2 separate regions of the Homo sapiens genome follow, and region 2 is linked to region 1. Evidence: chromatin loops called from intact Hi-C (ENCODE). Cell type or tissue: CD14-positive monocyte. All regions are shown on one strand. Each heading gives the region's core, and the rest is flanking DNA. Links, peaks and the distances in the headings are about the cores only.

The links. A loop is a pair of places that touch in the nucleus more often than their neighbours do. Peaks named below come from ENCODE experiments on the same cell type or tissue, not always from the same donor. Only the 100,000 strongest peaks of a DNase experiment are listed, where the experiment ranks them.
Region 2: a loop joins it to region 1, with 3.0 times the contacts of the local background. A loop is called at or near these places in 4 of 110 quality-filtered maps.

Annotation. Positions count from the first base shown.
Region 1 is chr1:221,095,621-221,101,004 of GRCh38, reverse strand. All of the region lies in intron 5 of LOC101929750 (a long non-coding RNA gene), which reads right to left. Among named protein-coding and RNA genes, the nearest start is that of HLX-AS1, 220 kb to the right of the region's middle. In CD14-positive monocyte, for the core only: no CTCF peak of the experiment used is centred there; DNase peaks (open chromatin) are centred at 1,784, 2,334 and 3,114; H3K4me3 peaks cover 3,329 bases; H3K27ac peaks cover 2,603 bases.
Region 2 is chr1:221,164,866-221,170,249 of GRCh38, reverse strand. No RefSeq gene overlaps it. Among named protein-coding and RNA genes, the nearest start is that of LINC02817, 170 kb to the left of the region's middle. RefSeq lists a silencer at 3,065-3,184. In CD14-positive monocyte, for the core only: no CTCF peak of the experiment used is centred there; a DNase peak (open chromatin) is centred at 3,169; H3K4me3 peaks cover 2,563 bases; H3K27ac peaks cover 1,812 bases.

The sequences.
Region 1 (5,384 bases), core at 286-5,285:
TCATGTCCTGAGGCCATATTACTCTGAGGAAACTGTGCCTTACTTTAAATGCATTGTGCTACTGAAAACGATATTAAAAGAAGGGGGGAAAGAATTTTTCTCCTTTTTTTGTTCTCCTGCCTGGTTTTTCCAACATTAAAAAAATCCATGTGAAACCTTCTGGCTCTTCTAGAAGAACCAATGTCTACTCAAATCAGCACTAGCTCTTTCCAGTCACTTACAGGAAGCAGTATCAGTCACAGAACATTTTCAGGAACTTTGCTCTAATTTATCTGTTTCTTCCCATCTGTGAACTCTGAGTCATGGTGGCTTATGGCAAACGTTTTTTCTTTTTAGTAGTGGCAGGCGGAGCATCTTTTTCTTAGCCACTTTTTGACTTTCACATGTACAGAACTGCAACCACTGTCTTTCCTGAAGATTCTACTGTGGCCTTTTTATTCCTTCCATTTTTTAAATAAAAAACATTAAAATCTGCTTAAATGTTTAAACTATTTAAAAATTTCCAAGGTGGGGAGAAATATCATAGAGGCTTTTGTAGAGCTTCAAGAAAGGACTCGGCTGGCTCTGAAGCCACACCCAGCTCGATGCCATTGTCTGCTACCTACTGTAAGCTTAATTATTAAGTGCACTAAAAGGTGATAGCATAATGTTGACTCAAACCCACAAACCCTCAGAAATGCTGAGTTTTCTCTGCTTATCCGGAGCATCTGCTTTCTTAGGCTTTACAAAGAAAGGGGAATCTTGGGACAGAGCCCCGCTATTTCTTAACACTCTTGAAAACGGCTGAACAGAGAAAATGACAGCCATCACAGAAGTGATGCTGCTCATCAGGACCCGAGTATTGTGTGGCCTTTCACAGCCACCTCTGCATTACTCCTCCCAGCATCCTCTAGGGCAGGCATCGCTTTCACCACAGGCAGGTGAGAAAGGAGTAATAAGTGAAACGCCCACCTGTGGTGGCGGGATTACCCGGAAAGGAAGGAGCCAGGACCAGAGCTGAGGCCATCAGTCCTCTGACAATTCAAACCACTGGTGAGTGGAAGGAAGTAGACTCCCATCCAGTCCTCTGTAGAAGAGATGGCACAGAGGCCCCTCAAACCCATCCTGTCAAACCCCAGGTGAGTTGGAAGCAGTGCCATTCGCTCAGCCATCAAAGCCGAGGGTTTTATGGTTAACCTAGCCTCCTTCCTCTCTCATCTAAACAAAAAATGCTTTCAGGACCCACCCCTCCTCTGCCTCAGGCAAATCCTCAGCACCTCGAACTTGAACAGTTACTCAACCGATAACAGCCACAGCTCTCACTCTACCTTTTCTCACACTATTACCAGATGGATTCTTCCAAAATTCCATCATGCTGATCCCCTTCTTGGACTTTTCACAGGCTCCCATTCCACACAGGATAAGCTCCCATGGTGAAAACACAGCCCCTGACTGTCTTCTCAGTCACATTTCCTGCCGTTCACTCACCTCAACTCAAACCCGATGAACCACCAGTTCAGACACACTAACAGTTTCAGCAAACATCATGTTGTTTCTGTTAAAGCAAACTAAATGTGGCCAGAGAAGGACTCTGTATTTCTATATTTGAGTCCTTGGGGACAAACTGCAACCAACTTAATAGGTAGACAAGATTGAGAACGTAACTTGGGAGTGTGTGCCTGTAACAGTGGTTGGGTCTTGGCCAATCCCAGCAGCCATGTCAACCACTCAAACACTGTAGAGTGTTCAAACTGTGTTCAAATAAGCCAAACGCTGAGCTGTAACCAATCCAGTTGTTTCTGTACCTCACTTCTGATTTCTGCATGTCACTTCCCTTTTTCTGTCTATAAATCTTCTTCCACCACGTGGCTGTGCTGGAGTCTCTCTGAATCTGCTGTGATTCTGGGGGTTGCCAGATTTGCGAATTGTTCATTGCTCAATTAAACTGCTTTAAATTTAATGCTGCTGAAGTTTTTATTTTAAGACCTCCTTTATGTCTCACCTGAACTCCCTATAGTCCCCTAGACCTGTCGCGCTCCTCAAGGCCATGTTGGGCCCTGAGCTCTGTGCTTCCATATTGCCCTGTGCGTGCCTCTAGCCCAGTGCTTATCACAGTGCATTGAAATGATCCATTCACAGTTGTCTCTGACTAGACCGAGGCCCTTCCCAGAAGGACCACTTCTTACTCACCCTCGTTAGCCAACATGTAACCCAGTGCCTTGCCTATGGCAGATGCTCAATCAATGTCTGCTGCACTGAGCATGGATTCTGCTTCGTTTTTACCATCTTACTTAAAACTGTTTGATGATTCAGAGAGCTTGTAATACTTTTTTCCCTGAGGGAATTTTAGCTGGGCTGCTTATCTCATGGTTTCATTTCCCTTCCATTTCCCACAACTCATTCCTCCTTCCTCCTTAACTTCCTCTATGACCCTCCCCAGGCCAAGGAGAACACTCTGTGTACTCTTTTCTGTTGACCATAACTTCTAGTCCTTTCATTCACTAGCTCAGGACTATCTCCCTCAAGGATTTCCATGCTAACCCTAATCCCACATGGCCCAATCATTCGGGCCATCCTTGAGCCCAACACTATTTGGTTACAAGCTTGTTTCTGGGTTCCTCCTATTTGTGGAGTTGAGCGTCTCTGGTAGCTTGTTTGGTTATCTTAGATTGTGTGCTCTGTGAGGGCAGCTCAAATCTCTCAAGAAGCACATCCCCGAGGCATAGGCTGACCTTGCAAGAGACTAGGGCCAACTCCAGAAAACATTCCGCTGGTTTTAGTCACTGAAAACTCCCAGGCCCACTGTGGTAGAGCTGTGCTCAAAGTGAATGGTTTAAAGTAGAGGTATGACAGACCACCAACATAGAAAAAGCCATCTGCTCAGCTATCACACCGCCCTGCCAGTAGAGGATTACTCAGAGCCTACTGTCTATTCCTCTGTTTCAACGAGCTACCCTCATAACATTCTTTGAGGTTACATGCCCCCACTGAAATGAATAATGGCATAGTTTATGGTAAATGGTGAACTGAAAAAAGAGCGGTGTCATTATTGCTGTAAGTACCCACAAAAGATGTTTATTATTGCACACAGACACAGCCACAAACACACAACTCATTGCTAATAAACTCATTTATTTCCACATAAAGTTGCACAATGTTGTGCAACCCAGCAAAAGGCTGAGAAATGTCAGCAATTCAGACCAAGACTATTTGTCAACAAAACCAGTCCATTTCACCAGCTTCAGCAAACCATTTCTTGCGAGAAGCTTTTTTTTTTTCATAGAAGAAAATCATCACACATAACCTTAAATAGAAAGGACAAATGCTCACAATCCCACAGACAAAGCAAACAACAAGTTGAGGTAATATTGAAGGGACACTTGGAGGTTGTGGGGTGGGGAAGAGGACATCACTTTGTTGCCTGAGTTGCCTAGATCAACATTTTTTCTGTTACTAAAGAAAAAAAAATCGAAGAAAAATTACAGGAAAAAAAGTCTTCTCACTTATTACCAAACAGTTATTTAAAGAAATCTTAATTTTTTTTAATGTTCTACACACATTCATTGTGGCTTTACTACGCACCAGAGACTATATTAGGTACTCAGAACATAAAAATAGATAAAGCCAAGTTCACAGACTAATAGAAGAAAGAAACAGAGGCACAGATCACCATAATAATACAAGATGACTGATTATGATAGAGATATGTCATTGGGAATTATAAGCTCAGAGAAGAGGCATTTTTAGTTTGCCTCTGGCAAACTTTTTTACTCAAGTCAGCCTGTCTGCCTAATTTTTTATTCTTACAATAGTCTTTACAGATCTTGAAAATAAATACCTAAGACAATTTAAGGGGAAAATACATATATGAGAAGCAAAATAATTATTGCTATAACTCAAAGAGAAACAAAGTTATTCAGAGGAAAGAGGCCATGAAATAAAGCCAGAGAAACTGGGGAAAGGAGAACACCCCAGGGGCTGTCATTTCACTGGTGGTAATGAGAATTCAAGAGTCAATACAGTGAGAGTCACGTCAACTAGACAAGGTCTGGAATAAGAAATAGAAGCAGCTTCTCAATTTGATTCTCTCCCCCACGCTCAAGTGAATTTTTTCTTCTCAATGTATTCATGTCCTTTACTATAATCTAGTGGTCCTGAGGACACTTATGGGCAAAGTCTTGCATTCCCTACCCTTCCAGGCTTAGTTGGGGAGACAAGGCCAGATGATACAAGAATCAAGGTGACATGGACGTGGGCATGAGGGCCTTGGGAGTTAAGAACCAGGAAGGGCCGGGGACGGTGGCTCACGCCTGTAATCCCAGCATTTTGGGCGGCCAAGGCAGGTAGATCATGAGGTCAGAAGATTGAGACCATCCTGGCTAACATGGTGAAACCCTGTCTCTACTAAAAATACAAAAAACTACCCGGGCGCAGTGGTGGGTGCCTGTAGTCCCAGCTACTCAGGAGGCTGAGGCAGGAGAATCGCCTGAATCCAGGAGGTGGAGGTTGCACAGTGAGCCAAGATTATGCCATTGCACTCCAGCCTGGGTGACAAGAGCAAGACTCCATCTCAAAAAAAAAAAAAAAACAAAAAAACAGGAAAGATCACAGCAAGTTAAGACATCTGTGAGAAGGCAGTGAATATTCCAAAGGCAGGAACAAGATGAACAAAAAGATGTGGAGATCAAAATTAACAAAGTTTAGAAGACTTTTAAAAGTTTGAATTAGGCCAGGCGTGGTGGCTCATGCCTGTAATCCCAGCACTTTGGGCGGTCAAGGCAGGTGGATCACAAGGTCAGGAGATTGAGACCATCCTGGCTAATATGGTGAAACCCTGTCTCTACTAAAAATACAAAAAATTTACCTGGGCGTGGTGGTGGGCACCTGTAGTCCCAGCTACTCGGGAGGCTGAGGCAGGAGAATTGCTTGAATCTGGGAAGTGGAAGTTGCAGTGAGCCAAAATCGTGCCACTGCACTCCAGCCTGGTGACAGAGTGAAACTCTGTTTGAAAAAAAAAAAAAAATTTTTAAGTTCTTTGTAGATTCTGGATATTAGCCCTTTGTGAGATGGGTAGATTGTAAAAATTTTCTCCCATTCTGTAGGATGCCTGTTCACTCTGATAGTAGTTTCTTTTGCTGTGCAGAAGCTCTTTAGTTTAATTAGATCACATTTGTCAATTTTGGCTTCTGTTGCCATTGCTTTTGGTGTTTTAGTCATAAAGTCCCTGCCTGTGCCTATGTCCTGAATGGTATTGCCTAGGTTTTCTTCTAGAGTTTTTATGGTTTTAGGTCTAACATGTAAGTCTTTAATCCACCTTGAATTAATTTTTGTATAAGGTGTAAGGAAGGGATCCAGTTTCAGCTTTCTACATATGGCTAGCCAGTTTTCCCAGCACCATTTATTAA
Region 2 (5,384 bases), core at 158-5,157, 69 kb before region 1:
TGCTAAAATAGTACCCTCATGTACTCATCCTTACTTTCAGTTACCTCTGTGATTATTATTTGGTAGCCCAGGATGGAGCATTTGAAAATACAGTGTTTTTCATACAGTAAACCACTCAGTTCTTTAGTCTATCTCAGTTGTAGTTTCTAACTAGGGCAGTCACAAAAAGATAGATTCCATCAATATTTCATATTAAAGAACAAGGAACTGGATTTTTTTTTTATTTACCTTCTACTGTGGAGCATTCCCAGAAAACCATGCTTTTACAGAGCGCATTAGGATCATAAATGTGTTAATGCATAAAACATCCCATTATTCTTGCTATCTCCTCCAGAGAAGGAAACAGTGATAGAGAGAGATTAATGGATGAACCAAAAGCCATCCAGGAAATTAGTAGCAGGCAGGTCTGGGATTAAACTTCTGAATTCCTGCCACCCACTGTTAAGTGGAAGTCAATAGTCCACGCAGCCTCCCCAGATTCCATTTATAGTGTTGTGGAAATGGGGGAGGGGAGGGCACTGCTAGGTAGCCTGACAGCTAGGTATGCAAATTATCAGCTAAGACACAATTGTGAAAACAATCATGGAGCCTGTTTACATTCCAAATCACTTAGAGGTTTCCTGCTGTGTCAAAGATGTCATCCCAACAAAGGAATCTGAAGCTGAAACTTGGAGAAATGCTGCGGCTATTTAAACTGCAAATCCTCCAACTACATTTCCATATCCATACAGAATGATTCTATGAATACCCTGAGAGTCATGTTAAAGTCATAAACAGAATGTAGCACAGGGAAATGGGGGCCCAGGATTACCTCAATGGCTTCTCCATTGACTTTTTTATATGATGGCGACTGATAACTCACAATGGGCTCATAGCAGTCTTTAGGTACATGGGCCAGTTCTGCTATGCAGGGAGTTATTTATGAAATAGAGAAGAGTGAAGAGACATGGAAGAGGTTAGTAGGTCTGCCTCTTTCCAGAGGAATTACCTTGAGCAAGTTACTTACCTTTTCATAACCTTGTTTTTACCATCTGTGTCTGGAATCCAAATAATTTCAGCCTTATATAATACGTTGGGTTATTGTGAAGATAAAATGAGATAGCAGGCCAGGTGCTGTGGCTCAGGCCTGTAATCCTAATACTTTGGGAGGCTGAAGTGGGATAATCCCTTGAAGCCAGGAGTTTGAGACCAGCCTAGGCAACATAGAGAGACCCTGTCTTTATAAAAAAAAAAAAAAAAAAAATTAGCCAAGGATAGTGGCACATGCCTGTAGTCCCAGCTACTTGCGAGGCTCAGGTGGGAGGATAGCTGAGCCCAGGAGTTCAAGACTGCAGTGAGATATAATGGCACCACTGCACTCCAGCCTGGGTGACACAGCAGACACTGTCTCTACAATAAATAAGTAAATAAGCAAACAAACGATTTAATTTAATTTCAATAAAGAGCAGAAGATATATTTATTTATGAAACTGAAAGCCCTAAGTCCATTAAAAATATACATAGTTGGGTATAAGAGCATGTAGAATAATTCTTCAACATTACAACCTCTTAAAGCAGATGTGCATTTGTATATCTGTTATGAACTGAATTTTTTTTAGTTTTTGGTTTCCTGCTTTTAGAGCAGCAGTATCCTTGGTGGCAGGAACACAGGCTGTGGAGCCAGAGAGACATGAGTTCAAATCCCAGTTCTGCTACTTACTTGCTATGTGCCCTGAGACTTGATTTCCTTACTTGTAAAATAGGAATGCTCATACCTAACCTAAATGGTGCTCTAAGAAAAAGTAACAGTGTATATCCAGATTTGGATCATGGTACATCATTGACACTTAAAATATGTCAACTACAATTATTATCAAAAGGAGTTATATAGAAATGCATTCACCCTGCACATACTAGCATGTCAGTGTAAGTGGTGCCTTAGATCATCATCCAGCTCAGAGTTCTGTATTCTCTTCAAGATTCTGGTTTTGATGGTCGGGTTCACTAGCCACTGGCCCCCCACGCTAGACGCACGAATGGAAATCGCCTGCAGTGGGAAATGGGAGGATTACCCTGGGGTACATCTGAGTGGATGCAGGCGAGGGGACATAGTGAGTACACCCAAACCTGAACGCTTTGAGGAATGAGCTTATGACAATACAGTAATTGCAGAACTTCCAATCTGAAGCTGTTTCTCATTAATTCATCAAGTGTATCTTAAACTCCTTTCATATACTGTGCCAGATACAGAGAAGGGTTTTTAAAAGAAGTGGCATACGTTTTTAAAGTATAAGGCATGCCATTTGCTCTCTAAAAACTCGTAATGTAGTTGGTTCAACGAGACTACCGCTCATGAAACAGCTCAGTTAGAGCCTCCTGCTAACCTTGTGAGACCAGGCAAACCATTGGACTGCTCCTTCTCTGCAGGTCAAATGAAGAGCTCAGAAAGTCATAGTTATGCTGCACTGCAGTGCACGTTAATGTTCCTCCTAGTCACTAGCTCCCTGAGGGCGTCAGCAGAATCCACATGTTCTACCACCCCACCACCTACTGGAAACATAGAATCATACGCAAGATTTCCACTTTAGGTTAATGACTAGTCAAATTAAGAGATGCTGAGAAGAGCAAATGTCATTCCAAATTGAGTTAAAGCACACAGACATGCACATACACACACACACACACACACACACACACACACACACACTTCCAGCTGCTTCTTTTAATGTGACCCAGCACACATTGGAACACTGGGGCTCAGTCCCTGTAAGCAAGAACTTTCTTTCCACTCACATAAACCAGGCACATCCCACAATTTCAATGAACCAAACGCTTGGCCTTCAAAAGACGTGACTCTCCTACATTTTCATCACATTTTAGTTATTTTCCATATCGATAGTTGAAACTGTCCTACAACTTCAGGGCTATAGCTATTTTTTTCCACCTGTCTGCTAAAATGCTCTCAATTTTCCTCCCTAGCTCTTCTTTGCATTGAATTGCGTACCTTTATCGAATGCAAAAAAAAAAAGTAAAGTTTGAAGAGACCAGAGCATTTGGGGAAGTATGATTATTTGCTAAGCCTTACATTTTAAAGTGATTAGCCAAGGTTTGAGAAATTTCTCAGAGTGACTGTCATATGGAACCAAATAAAAAACCACAGAGATATTTGTAGTTTAAATGTTCTTTAAGTAACTGCATTATTACCACAGCACCTCCGAGGCTTCCCCTTTTTGCAGATTGCACATTGTCACCACTTCCTAAATAGCTGGCCTTATTAAAACACTACAGGCTTTGGTAAAAATATCTCTTGCTTTGGATAATTTAATAACTGTGGAGGGGGAAGATCTGGTTTTGTTTCTACAAAATCCTATCTTTGGGTTTACCACCCAAAAGAAAGAAATCAATTTAAAACATGTGTTTGGAGAGTGTACTATTTGCTTAATACCATGCTTGACAGAGAGGGAGATGGAGAAAAGCTTACAAATGAGATGGCAGAGATCAGCAGCACTCTCAAAATGATATAATGAGAGTTTCAGCAATGGGGTTACTCAAAGGGTCAGAAGAAGGAGAAACTCCTAGATGCTAGTCTCCTCACCAAGCCTTTGTTCACTGTTGTTGCTTTTAGTTATCGGCTGTACCCTCAACTGTTCTAATGAAACCAAGTCATCACAATCTATAGTGGGAAAATACTTTCCATCAGCTCAGTTGCATTCTTATCCTGTCATCTTGATATTTATTGGTTTCCCACCAAGAAATCAAAGGTGGTCAGAATGCCCAGTTACGTCCCTGCTGTATCTTGATTTAGCAGCAATGGCTGTTGAAGGCCGGAGACCCAATGATGTAGGAAGAAAGGCTGATCCTTTCCCTGCCAGCTCTGTGCCCAAGTTAATGATTCCATCATGTGGGTTTGTTTCCTGGGAGAAAATATTCCTTTTGGAAGGGGAGGGAGGATGAGTGCAGTCTGACTTCATGGCAGAGCATTTTGCAGTATGCTTTTTTTTCCCTTACTGCTAATTCCTGACCTCAGCAGATAAATAGAAATGAGACTCAGGCAAGTTAAAAATAATTTTAAGCTCTTCTCCCAGAGGCAAATGCTATATAACAGGAGACCCAAACAGAACACTTCGGCCCGAGTCCTAGCCATGATCTGGGTTCCACAATATGCTAGTTAAAATTCTTATCATCGCTTGATGACAATCAGTCCCTGGGAATTCTGGAATGGTTGCAAATCCGCCATTTCCTGCAATTCATCAAAACCTGGCCTCTAAATGGTTATGACTTTCTTCAGAAATATCATCATACATCACAGTCATGGGAGTCCCCTGTGTTCCTCTTCCCTACTATGACTGGGTCACCTTTCAGAATGCTTATTTTTACCAGAGGAAAATGTAGGATGGAGTGACCTCTGATGAGACGTGTCTAATCTAAGAAGGATGGTTGTTCATAATCTAAATTGCAGATAAATTAAATGAGCTTATCTCCCAGAAGGGCTAGAGCAAGATAAAACAAAACAAAACAACCCCCCTCCCCAAATGTAGTGTGTATTCAAACATTCTGTGGTTTAAGACAGCAAAAAACAAGAATGCCTAGATTGGATGAAAGCAGGAAAAAGATTAAGGTCAAGTAGAACATTCTCAGAGTGATGTGGAGAAAAGAACACTGGACTCAGAGGAAATCTGAATATCAGAGTTCTTGTTCCAAGTTGCTGAGTAACTTCTCTCTGGTCTGTTTCCTCAGCTCCATAGCATTCCAGTACTAACATTCTGTGCTTCGAATCAATCAATCACTGTAAAATCTGCCCAGAAGACTCCATCATCTCTTTCCTCCAAGGCAAGAGAAGGAAATAGGACAAAAGCAGATGCTACACTGAACAGATGACTTCTTCCCATCAGCACAGCCATTGCTCACACCCTGACTGCCATCCTGCCATCTTGTTCAGGGACCTACATGGGCTTCATTGAAAACTCAAAAACAATTCAAATTCTTATTTGTCCAAAAAAGCCCAGAGCCTTCTCCATCTAGTCCCAAGCTGAGAACAATCTACGGCCCTTTCATCCTTTTATCCTTTTATTTCACACTTCTTGGACACCTGCCATATTTCCTTCCTTCATTTTGGTATGAAGTCAGAGGTCAAATTCAAGACCTGTTAGAAAAGCATTCCAGATCTCACAAATGATGATCAGTGCATTTAGCCCACATCAGGGAATCCATCGCTTTTACTCCATTAATTCTCATTTCTGCCCACTGGGCACAGAACCTTACAGGAAGCACTAGAAGCTTGGATTGTGCCACAAGGACGTTACCATCTAGTTGGAGAGACCAAAGCACAGGAAATAAGGACCTCCTTACAAGTGAAACATGAATCCAAAATGCCAGCTGGGAAGAGCAAAAAGCAATTAGGAAGT